Regions from separate parts of the Homo sapiens genome. Here region 1 is linked to region 2. Evidence: chromatin contacts called from ENCODE Hi-C or POLR2A ChIA-PET data. All regions are on one chromosome and are shown on one strand. The core of a region is the stretch at or near the end of the contact, and the rest is flanking DNA. Distances in the headings are between cores, read along the strand shown.

Region 1 (6,388 bases), core at 2,391-4,890, 800 kb after region 2:
CAGGACTGTCCCCACAACGAGAAGACTGAGAAGCAACCCTGTCACAACTTAGGGTTCTAAGTATTTCAAGTGTTTCTGGACAACTTTTCAGTTACCAAGCACACATTTATCATTTACCTATGGTGAGTGAAACACCGTCCCCTCAGGAAGCTTGAACACAGAGGCCAACCAAGAGAAGCACTTGAACCCATGAAACAAAATCAGAGCAAGAAAACACTGAACTTTAGATTTGGAAACGTCCGATCACCTAGACCAAACCCTCATCTTACAGGTCACACCTGACAGTCAGGTTTCGGAAGGAGGCACCAGCACATTCACTGAGGGAGATATAGGTGGAACACCACCAGGCTTGCTGGGAAAGGCGGTCACTGAGTCCTAGTTCTGCCTCAACTCGGGCCATCTCTATGAGTCCTGGGAAAGATGACACTGACATTCACAGTAGGGAAGGCTATGAGAATGTTCCAGGCATGGCTGTGTCAGGAGAGGTCCCAGGTGGTGGGCTACATAACCTTTCAAGCCAGAGGAGAAGGCTATGGTCAGTAGTCTCCCTCCCCACCCCAGAAGCTCCTGTTCTTCTATCTCTCTCCTCCTTCACTGGATGGCATGTTACTGCTCTGAACTAGGGCCATCTCCCCTTCTTGAGAGTCATCTTCTTGGCTGGGCACAGTGGCTTACGCCTATAATCCCAGCACTTTGGGAGGCCGAGAAAGGAGGATTACTTGAGCCCAGAAGTTCAAGACCGGCCTGGGCAACATAGAGAGACCTCATCTCTGCAAAAAATAATTTTTTTTTAATTAATTGGGTGTGGTGGCATGCGCCTGTAGTCCCGGTTATTCAGAAGGCTGAGACAAAAGGCTTGCCTGAGCCCAGGAGGTCGAGGCTGCAGTGACGTGTGATCACACTACTGCACTCCAGCCTGGGCAACAGAGTAAGATCCTGTCTCTTAAAAAACAAAACAAAACGAATCATCTTAAAAAAGCTTACTAGAAAATTCTAAAAGATCAATAAGCAAAACAACAAGAAGTGCTCATCTAACTTTCTACCACCAGAAAAAGTTAACTTTTTGCTATGTCTCTTCAGGTGATTTTCATGCAAATATGGTTCTATATTTAAATAAAAATAAAATCACATTATACAAATAACAGCATCCTGGTCACCACTGTTTACATGCTGCCCAGTAGTTCAGTGTACAGATGATCTAGTTTATGTAACTCCCCTAGCACTGGATGTTTAGGTTGTTTGCACTTTGTTCATACTCTAGAAATGCTGAATTGAGCATCCTGTACAGAATCACAAAGGCGTACAAAGCTTATCTCCTTCAGACATATTTTTCTTTCTTTGTTTTTTTTTTTTTTTTTTTGAGATGGAGTCTTGCTCTGTCACCAGGCTGGAGTGCAATGGCACAATCTCAGCTCACTGCAACCTCCACCTTCCGGGTTCAAGTGATTCTCCTGCCTCAGCCTCCGGACTAACTGGGATTACAGGAGCGCACCACCAGACCCACCACACCTGGCTTTTTTTTTTTTTGAGACGGAGTCTCGCTGTGTCACGCAGGCTGGAGTGCAGTGGCATGATCTCCGCTCGCTTCAACCCCTGCCTCCCGGGTTCAAGTGATTCTCCTGCCTCAGCCTCCAGAGCAGTTGGGACTATAGGCATGCACCACCATCCCTAGCTAACTTCTGTATTTTTAGTAGAGACCGGGTTTCACCATGTTGGTCAGGCTGGTCTTGAACTTCTGACCTCAAGTGATCTGCCCACCTTGGCCTCCCAAGGTCCTGGGAATACAGGGCCTCTCTTTTTCAAATTCCCCGTGTTAGGAAGGAATTATTTAACTCCTCCGTGTCTTTGTCCTCCACAGGGCAAAAACACCTGGATCTTTCACAAAGCTCTGGTAGTGGCAGTGGCCTGGCATTGGAGCCCCATTAAATTCTTTGTCAAAAAGCATGAGACTGGGGGCCGGGCGCGGTGGCTCACGCCCATAGTCCCAACACTTTAGGAGGCTGAGGCGGGCAGATTGCTTGAGGTCAGGAGTTCAAGACCAGCCTTGCCAACTTGTTGAAGCCTGGTCTCTACTAAAAATACAAAAATTAGCTGGGTGTGGTGGCACACATGCCTGTAGTCCCAGCTACCAGGGAGGTTGAGGCTGCAGTGAGCCATGTCCGTGCCACTGCACTCCAGCCTGGGTAACAGAGTGAGACCCTGTCTCAAAAAAGGGAAAGAAAAAAAAAAAAAAGCATGAGACAGGCTCTGAGGCAAGGGAAACACCTTCCTTCCAGAGTTTCTCAGCTACCAAGCCCTCTGGTCCTTCCCTGAGCTTCACTGGGTAGAGAAGCTCAACAACAGATGAAGAAGTTTACCACGTCTAGACCCTGAAGGCAGTTCAAGCAAAAAGAAGCCTTCACTCACCTGTACATGGGCTGGCAGCAACCTCCTTGCCATTTCTCCCTCCCTGCTGCCTCTCTTGGAGAAGGCACCTGGAATGGAGAAAAAAGCTGTGAGGTCTTTTCATCCAGCCTGCATGCCCACCCTCATTAGGCCAGACCAGGTTAGAAGCCATAAGCTGAGCACCTGCAGAGAAGGAGCCTGGAACTGCCCAGGCCAGAGGGGCCCTAAGTCCGGCCACTTAAACCAGTGTGGGAAGCAGGTTCAGAGTCACCGGGCCTGCTACCTTTCTGCCAGTGCTTTACGATAAAGACGAAAGGAGCGAAGGGATGAAGACCATCTGCCGTGCCTTAACAGGGTCAAGGGCAGAATCAGGCAAGGCTCATTCAGATAAAGTAATAGGAAATGACACAATATTCCACACATCTGCACTTGGATGTTGTTCAATACGAAAAACAGCAGTTGAAGAACTGATGCTCTTTTTTAGGAACAGCCAACCAAAAATTAGTCCTCTTTTCTTCCTCTTGTAAGATTTACTTCCTTTATCAAAAACAGTTATCAAAGCTGCTTAAAGGTAGCGTTACCCATTCTCCCTGGCCCCAAAAAAACAAGGGCGCAAGAAAACAGCATCACTAGCTAGAAATTGATTTAAAATTTAGAGAAATGGGAAGAAACGTAGCAAGTGGACATGGTTACGGTAAATAAAAAAAGAAATAGTTAAATCACTCTAGGACTGGCTGTAGGAAAACACTGCCAAACGTGCAAGACTGCCAAAAACGAGTAAATCTAAAGTTTAAACTCCGGGAAACGGAGTAGGGGGAGGCTTAAACCCACAAACACTAAGAGCGAAAAACCGCCCGGAGGGCTCCGGACCCTGAACCGAGGCGGCATTTTGCAGTTTCTGTTCTGGAGCCGTTTCCCCCGGAGTCCGGCCCAGGCTGCGGCCCAGGAGTCCAGCGGCGTCGAAGCGCCCTCCCGGCCTCCGCCAGGCCCTTCCCAGGCCACGCCCCCTCCGGGGCCGGGTTCACCTGCCGAGGCCGCCCCGGCTCGGACGCCCGGAGCCGGGGACTCGGCAGACACGCGCAGAGGCCAGCCCTCGTCCTGGTCCCGCCGCGGCAGCCGCACGCCCCGGGCCCGCCCTCACCGGCAGCCTGTACCTGGGCCCGCCTCGGCGGGGGGCGCGCAGCTCCACACCGCACAAGAGGCGAGCGGAACACCTAATTCAGAGACGTTTCCCGTCGCTGCCGGGCGCAACTGCGCCTGCGCGCCGGAGAGCCGACGGGTTTCCCTGGCTGAACCGCAGCGTTTGTCCCTCCGGACTTCATTTCCCAGACGTCGCTGCGGCACCACCACTTACGGTGTCCGAGAGAGAACCACAGCGCCGAGAGCGGAGAACGCGGTCGGGCTGTGGAGTTCGAGAAGGCTGAAGCCGAGTCCCTCAGCTTGGGCTCCAACTACTCTCCCTCCGCTAAACCACCCATTGTATTCGTAATTAGAATGACAAAAATAGTAAGACGGAAAAGTGAGTATGAATTTTTAAATCTGGAAGACTAGCCGCTGCTGATTATTCGCAGGTGGTGACAGAACTATTACAGTCCATTCTGCGATTTTAATTAAAAATGAATTATGTCTAAATTTTATAATCTCGGCCGGGCGCGGTGGCTTATGCCTGTAATCGCAGCACTTTGGGAGGCCGAGGTGGGCGGATCACAAGGTCAGGAGACCGAGACCATCTTGGCCAACATGGTGCAACCCTGTCTCTACGAAAACACGAAAAATTAGTCGGGCGTGGTGGCACATGCCTGTAATCCCAGCTATTCGGGAGGCTGAGGCAGGAGAATCGCTTGAACCTGGGAGGCGAAGGTTGCGGTGAGCTCAGATCGCGCCATTGCACTCCAGCCTGGGTGACAGAGCAAGACTCTGTCTCAAATAAATAAATAAATAAATAAATAAATTTTTGTAATCTTTACATATTTACTGGCACTCAGAGTAAAACAAAAGCATAAGCCTAGTATTTCCCTCTTCATGGCACTCACTTCTTTTGAAGTGACTTCTTTAAAACGTAAAATAAAGCCCAACTCCCAGCGCTATCATCACAACTGCATCCTCGGTGACCGGCACTGTACACGCCAAATACTATGTGCTCAGAAAGTGTTGATTTTTAAAATATCAAACATTAGCGTTTACAGAGACAAACCTAAACACAAAGGGTACTTGAAGATAGAAAATGCAGAGAGGGACTAAGAGATATCAGGTAGATAATATGAAAAAGAAATCTTGGATCACGATGTTACAACAATACAAAGATTATTGCAATGTAAAAATAATTAAATCGAACAAAATGGATGTTTTATATTGTTAAAAGATAATAATGCACATCACTAATCATTAGGGGAATGCAGATCAAAGCAGATCAAACATCCACTGCGATTTCACACTCATTAGGTTGGCTATTATAAAATTTGGAAAAAAAAGAAAACCAGAAAACAATCCTTGTGCCTTAATGGTGGGAATGTAAAATGGTAGCGCTGCGCTGGAAAACGGTATGGCAGTTCCTCAAAAAAAAATTAAATGTAGAATTAACACATGGGCAATTCCATTTCTGGACCATATGTTATTTCTATATTTAATTATTATTTTAAAATAATAATAATAAAGATATGACAGTTATAGACCATTATTGACAAAACAACATAGCATTGAGATTTACAAAGTAAAAGGTGCCAGACTGAGTACCCATGATTACCTCCCTTTTTCTCTTCATATTCTTCAAAGTAACCCCAAACACATATAATTTTCAAAGGAGCAAATCTAATGCAACTCTAGAAAAATACCATCAGAACACCAGAAATTGAGGAAACATTTGGAAGACATGCAGGAGACAAGTGCTCTGATACCCAAAATCTAATAAAAAGATTCAGAAGAAAGCAGAGAAAATGGGGAGGGGGAATAATAACAGATTGATTACATACAGAAATAGTGATAGAGATATAGCAGAAAACACATTCAAGCTGAGGAAGCCCTGAGTCTTCAGAGTAAATAAAATGTAGGGAGTTTGGCATAATGAATGAGCTAGGGTAGGGATGGCCCATAAAAAATACATCCTCGATGAAATATCACAACTCTGAGGATAAATAGGAACCCCTAAAAGTGGCCAGAAAAGACGGAATAAAAGGTTGGCATGTGTTATTTGCTACAAGTCACAGAAGATGGAACTGCTCAAGTTGGCTGAAATGAATAAGGAATAGCAAGAAATCACTGGGGCAGACTCCGGCTAGAGAAGAATCGGTGGTTCTATGATGTCAGCAAAAACCAGGTTTTGGCCGGGGGTGGTGGCTCAAGCCTGTAATCCCAGCTATTTGGGAGGCTGAGGCAGGGCAGTTGCTTGAACCCGGGAGGCGGAGGTTGCAGTGAGCTGAGATCGCGCCACTGCACTCCAGCCTGGGGGACAGAGCGACACTCTCAGAAAAAAACAAACAAACACGTTTCTTCCTTTTCTCCACCCTGATCCTCAGGAGCTGGATGTGATGTGGATATGTAAACAAAATCTAGGTTCTGTTGAGAATTAGGAAGGCGAGAGGATATTAGGTAACCAAGAAAGTCCACTACTCTAGACGAACCAAAGAAAGTGCAGCTGACATCAGGCTTCTCAGCAACACGGGTTCTAGAAGATGGTGTGGAGCAATGTCCTCAGATTTCAAACAGAAAATGATTTGGAATTTAAATAGAGTACTATAGATTCTGTAGAATACTATAACCTTCCAATCTTGCATTGGATTGTGAGTGAAGCAAAGGCATTTGGAGGATGAATGTATTTACATAGATTCCAATTCATAGAGTATCTCTGCTAGAATTAGTAATGAATGTAACTCATTTAAAAAAAGAAGAATCCCGCCGGGCGCAGTGGCTCACACCTGTAGTCCCAACACTTTCAGAGGCCAAAGTGGGCAGATGGCTTGAGCTCGGGAGCGCGAGACCAGTCTGGGCAACGTAGTGAAACTCCATG
Region 2 (6,010 bases), core at 15-2,514:
TCCAGGATTGCAAGATGAATAGATACAGAAAGGAGGTTGCTGGGGGCATGTGGATAAGAGGGTGATAAAAGGTATGTATGGCGTTTATAAGGTGATGAAAAGCTCTCACACTGAATATGGTCCACAAACCTATGAAAATAGTGAAAACCACTGACTTGTACACTAAATGGGTGAACCCTTATTTCAGTTACAGCTCAATAACATCACAATTTTTTTTTTTTTAAGAATAGGAGAGGGCCTGGTATGCTGGCAGCGCTCCAGAGGGAGGTCCTAGCACTGCACCCTCCCAGGGGCCGGCCTTGGCCACCTCCCGCCCTCCTGGCCACAACCACCTCCCTAACCCCACCCCCAGCAGCCACTGGTCACACCAGCGCAGCAGGAAACAGGGCTTCTGTGCCAACACCAACACTTCTGAAGAACGTTCTCGTCCACTTGCCAATGGGAAAACATCTGTACTCGACCTGGCTCGGAGCGTTCCGCCGGCGATCCGTGCCCTTCTCCCAGGCGCTGTCGCGGCGCTCGCGAGTCCCCCGCACCCCCGCGCTTGTTTACCCGCGTCACTCCCTCCCCTCGCCGGCGCTCGCCCGGCTCCTCCAGGGCATTATCTGAACCCACCACCTGGCGCAGCAAGGTGTCAGTGTAACCCGAGTGCCCGCCTGACCACCCAGTGCCCGCGGAGAGCCAGAGCGTTCGCCCCGGCGCGTCCTTGCCAAAATCCCCAACAGCGCGGGGGGTGGAGCGGGGCGTCTGACGCCCCCAGGCTCGAGCCCCCGGCCGGCAGGGCTCCACCGCCCCAGGGGGCCGACGCTGAGCAGCGGGTCCCGGCCTTGGTCACCACTCCAGTCACCAGGCCGGCTCCCATGGCCGAACTGGGGACCCATGCAGGCCACCGCCATCCAGGGAGCAGCCAGCGCAGACCCCCTCACGGCCCGCCAGGCGTCGCCGAGAAGGGAGGGGGCAGCCACCCCGCGGCAGGAGGCCGTGTCCGGCCTGCGTCACCGCCCCCGCCGCTCCCCGGCCCGCTCACCGCGGTAGTGCGCCTGGAAGCCGCCAGGCCGCAGCGCGGGGAACAGGGCGGCCACCCGGCTCAGCAGCCGCTCGCAGGGTCCCGGACCCGCCGCAGCCTCGGCTTCCGCCTCAGGCTCGGGGCTGCAGCAGAAGCTGAAGCGGCGAATCTCGCGCGCCGCGTCCTCCTTGCCCAGAAGGTAGGCCTTCACGGTGAGCGACGCCATAGCGAGCGGCGAGCTGGCGGAAAACGGGCCGTCCCGGTCGCAGCCGCCGCGCGGCTTTTGTAGCGAACGCGGAGGCCCCGCCCCGCCTCGAGAGGGGCGGAGTCTCTCGCGCCCTCCCCGCCCCCGCCACCGTCGTCGCGGCGCGAGAGCCGCCCTGCAGAGGCCCCTTCACTACTCTCCCCTTCCCCGCTACCCCTCGCTCCAGGTCTCCCGGCCCCCTCATTGCTGACCCCTCTCTTCATTGCCCCGGTGCACCAAGGACCCCAGGAAACCGGCCCTGGCACTCATACAGGCCTGGGCTCCAGCCTCTGCACCTGGGATCAGGGTACTGGCGGGGGTCCAGCCCCTCGCCCCTCCCAGGCTTGGGCCTGGCCATGACTCAGCAATATCCTCAGTTGGGGGTACCCAGTGCAGGGAGAGGGGGACACAGCCCCCATATCAGGAGGCTGCTAGGTCGCCCAGTGGGCACTGCTGGCCAGAACAAGCTGGCTCTCAGGTTGCTGTTCCGACCCTGCCATGGTCAGCCTGCCGCGGTGGCAGCCCTCTTACAGCGCATGGCATCCTCGGTGATGGGCAGCGCATAGCATACTCGGTGACGGACCCCGACTCTGGCCTGAGCACCAGAGAAGTTCCCAGTTTAGTAGGAGTGGAGTTGAGAGGTGCTGGAGGACCAGCTAAGGTCTCCTGAGTGTCAGTGGTCGCCAAGTGTTCACTGTGGTCCAAGTGACTCCTTATGGGCTCCTCAATTCAGCAGGTAATGCCCATGGCCCTGTGGGGGCTCAGGCCCGTTGGCCTTGTGGGCAGCCAAGGGGGTCAGCCAACAGCCTCCTCAGCTAGGAAGGAAGAAACACTGCTTTATGCCACCAGAGTAACCTGTCCGCCAGAACTGGGGCAAGGAGAGGGGCAGGACGAGTGGTCACCCTCTGGAGCCTCCCAGGCAAGGTCCTGTGAGTAGGAGGTCAGAACCTGCTGGGTCCAACTCATGCCATTTCAGCCCAGGGCTTGCAGGAGCTGGAGAAACCTCCCAGGGGAGGAAACCCAGAGGGAGGCAAGAGTGGCTGGATGGGGCCAGTCAGGTGCGAAGGTGATGTGTGGGTGTGCGCACAGCAGGGGCTGGTCCACAGGTGTGAATGATCCTTCCCGGAGGGCTCCGAAGTGGGCAAGGCTTCCACCCTGCCCAGAGCAGCCCTGTGGAGAGGGTTCAGGCCTCTCCCTGCATCCGGCGGTGGAGAGTGGAAAATGCCCCAGGGCCTGCTGGAGCCACTGCCTTGCAGACAGGGGCAGGGGACACAGAGGGGCGTGCTGGCAGAGGCTGTGGCCTACAGACAGGTGCTGGCCAAGCGTGACTCAGCAGCCCAGGCGCCTGAGAGCCACGTGGCCCCCGCCGAGGGCCGGCTTTCCTGCCCCAGCCCCCGGCTATGGCCCGGTCTGAGCAGGGTGAGGGACACAAGGAAGGCCTGTGGCTCTGGGAACATAGCTTTGAGGAAGCGCTCAAGGCGCCCCACTCACCCCCAAGAAGGAGCTCCTTTGCTTTCTCGCCATTTGGCCCGTTTGGGATCGCGGGAAGTTTCCGCGGGGGCTAGGGGCATGTGAAGAGACTGGGGGGGGGGCGGGGAGGGGAGAAGGAAGCACAGAAGAGGGAGTCTTTGGGAAGCTGGGGTGGACACCCGGCTCTGGCCCTTCCCCGCACGCCTTGCGGCCCCAGCGGCCGCCCTGCCCCCACGCGAGGCCGAGGCCTCCCGGAGGTAAACAAGGCGCGGCGGGAACCCCCTGGCAGGGCCCTCTCCTCCCGCCGCGGAGGTCAGGTGGTCTGGCCGGCAGTGAGTCAGCGTCCCATGACCGCTGTCGTAATAGGGGGATCCCCGGCCCCTGCTGCCACCCATCTCAGTGACCTCTTACCTGGAGGCTGGGCTGGGGAGTGGCTCCGGGGTCACCGTGAGTCCCCTGAGCAGGAAGAGCGTGCAGCGGCTGGAGCCAGACAGACACTCTCCCCCTTCTCGCCTCTGACTCCTTCCCCTTTCCCGATGCAGTCCCACCCCGCAGGCTCCCCGCGTCCACTGGCCCCTTCCCACCCTCCAGGGCCCGGCGTGCATGCCCAGGGAAGGCTCGGCACCTGAGCCGCGAGACCCACTATGGACCAGCCTCTCATTTCCTCATCTTTCAAATGGGGCTGAAGTGGAAGGATTTGGGCTGCCCTCCCAGGCGATGCCCCGTGGGTGTGCGAGTTGTTTAGCTGCTTTTGGGGCTGTAAGCTGGGGGGTCAGGGCAGGACAGAGACTGCAGGGGGGCTGAGGTGGAAGAGTGGGGAGGGCAGGAGAGGCCTGAGCCAAGCGCCCAGTGGTCCCAGGAGACCAGCCGGGGCAGCCACAGGGGTGGTCTGGTTCTGTCTGTTGCTGCCCAGCATGTTGTAACCACCTCCTCAGTTCCCCCTTCCCCCCTCCCAAATAATCCTATGCCTTGGCAGTGGTGTTCCCAGGTTCGCTTCTTTTCTTTGGGGCGTGGAGTCAAGTGTCCGCGTGGGTGCTGGGGCAGCCAGAGACAAGGCCACTGAGGGATTCAGGCCGCACTGCTCTGGGCCATCTTTAGGGAGATTGACAATCACAGGGGACACAGGGGATGAGTTCCTCTACAGAGGTCCTGGTCTGTGCGGGGGCCTCCAGGCCTTCTGCGCTGCAGCCACTCCCTTCCACTCACATGGGAGGGCCACAGCCCTCCCTTGCCATCTTCCTAATCATGCCAGCTCATTCTACCTGGTGACTTTTCCCTGGCTCTCCCTCTGGTCCAAAACCCTTTCCACTCCTGCCCTACATGGCAACTTCCCACCCTAAATGTCTCCTCCTCAGCGGGGCCTTCCTTGACCACTCCCTAGGAAAAATCCCCAGGCACTGGACATCACTTTTTTTTTTTTTTTTTTTTTTTTTTTTGAGACAGTCTCTCTCTGTCACCCAGGCTGAAGTGCAGTGGCACGATCTCAGCTCACTGCAACCTCTGCCTCCCAGGTTCAAGCAATTCTCCTGCTCCTGCCTCAGCCTCCCAAGTAGCTGGGACTACAGGTGCCTGCCACCAAGCCTTGCTAATTTTTGTATTTTTAGTAGAGATGGGTTTCACTATGTTGGCCAGGATGGTCTTGAACTCCTGACTTCAGGTGATCCGCCCACCTCGGCCTCCCAAAGTGCTGGGACTGCAGGCGTGAGCCACCCGCCCGGCCAGGCATCACCCCCTTTTAGCCCTTTCAGACAAGCCCAAAGCCCAGGCAAGAGGCACGGGGGCCATGGGAGGGGCACGCCCACAAGGGGTTTGCAAAGATCTTTCTAAAAGAAAAGGAGTTCAAGTCATGGACAGACATGGTTAGAGAATTCAGTGATGCCAAGTTGTCAGGCCTGAGAGCCCCAGGGACCCTCTCCTACTGGAAGGCCAGAGCTGCAGAAAGAGGTCCCCTGGGCTGGGCGAATTTCTCCAAATAAATTCAAACATGGCCTGCCTCGGGACGGGGGCGAGACCCTGGGCCCTCAGGGGCACTGAGGGGTCGTCCATGCCGGGGGACATGGCCACTTGGGGGCGGCCCTCGTCAACCGCGGAGTGGGGAAAAGGGGGGAGGGATGGAGGACGAACGCCCGGCGGTGTCTAAAGGCACGACGCGGAGCAGGAACCACAGCCCTGGTCCCCAGAAAGCGCGCGCGGCCCGGGGCAGAACCTGCCGAAGTTCCAGCTCGGGGCGCAAGGGATGTGGGGGTCACTGGAAGACGGGGCGCGGGCCGCCCGTGGGGAGGAGACTGGACCCGAACCCGGCCCACCCCACCCGAGCGGCGACGCCAGCGCTGACCCCAGGCGTGTCCCGGCCCCCGGCGCGGCTCCGGCCCAACCGTGCACGCCCGCGGAAGGCCTCGCACCCGCGTCAGAAGTGGCCTGCCCGGGGCCACCGGCCCGCAAGTCCCCGGTGTTCTCGAGGTCCCTGCCCCGTCCCGCGCGGCTGTAGCCGGCGGGAGGGGCTGAGAGGCGGGTCGCGCTGGGACCTAAGGCGCCGCCCCCTCGCCAGCCTCTCCCTCCCTCCGTCACCGGGTGGCCGGAGACCCGGGGGCACTGCTGGGGTACCCCAAAGCATAGGGCCAGCCTGAGTGCGCAAGGTCCTGAAAAGACGGGGGGGCGGCGACAAGGAGTAGGGAGGGGGGCTGGAGGAAGACGGCAAAGTGACCCCGGAAGGGTCCAGGCGCCCCAAGCCCATCGAAGACGGGAGGCTCTCAGTGGCGCCTGGGGGGACTGTGGGAAAAGCAGCTCAAGAAGGGGAATCTGGAGCGAGGTGGGGGAGAGGTCGGCATGGCCTTCTCTAGGAGCGCCAGCGCCAGACAGAGCGGTGACAGGCCGCACCGGGAGTACCCCGTCTATACTGAACGGGTCAGGAGTGTGGGATCCCGTGGAGGGGCTGCCCTTGCAGCAGGAGCGATGGCCCTCTCGCTCCCCTCCACCTGCTGCCATCGAAAACCTTCTGGAAGAGGCCAGGCGCGGTGGCTCACACCTGTAGTCCCAGCACTGGGAGGCCGAGGTGGGCGGATCACGAGGTCAGGAGTTCGAGACCAGCCTGGCCAACAGAGTGAAACCCCATCTGTACTAAAAATTAAAAAAATTAGTTGGGCGTGGCGGCAGGTGCCTGTAGTCCCAGCTAGTCGGGAGGCTGAGGCAAGAGAATTGCTTGAGCCTCGGAGGCGGAGGTTGCAGTGAGCTGACATGGCGCCACTGCACTCCAATCTTGGTGCCTCAACAAAACAAAACAAAACAAAGAA

What was found. A loop is a pair of places that touch in the nucleus more often than their neighbours do. ChIA-PET counts read pairs that join two places held with the same protein, here RNA polymerase II (POLR2A). Pooled maps may share reads with other maps.
Region 1: a loop to region 2 is called in a pooled map, with 11 times the contacts of the local background. The contact joins the promoter of ZNF879 here to the promoter of SQSTM1 in region 2. A Hi-C loop is called at or near these places in 3 of 50 pooled maps. POLR2A ChIA-PET finds 5 or more read pairs at or near these places in 2 of 52 experiments (A549 and HEK293).

Annotation. Positions count from the first base shown.
Region 1 is chr5:179,021,056-179,027,443 of GRCh38, reverse strand. It overlaps ZNF879 (zinc finger protein 879), which reads right to left and starts at 3,640. Exons shown (of 5, transcript NM_001136116.3): 1 at 3,540-3,640; 2 at 2,407-2,474. The coding sequence starts at 2,439. RefSeq lists an enhancer at 3,511-4,012.
Region 2 is chr5:179,816,159-179,822,168 of GRCh38, reverse strand. SQSTM1 (sequestosome 1) reads right to left here and starts at 1,264. Exons shown (of 8, transcript NM_003900.5): 1 at 1,028-1,264. The coding sequence starts at 1,232. RefSeq lists silencers at 650-829, 840-1,099, 1,210-1,459, 2,760-2,939, 4,858-4,927 and 1 more and enhancers at 1,053-1,762, 2,370-2,529, 2,930-3,229, 2,283-3,482, 3,185-3,894.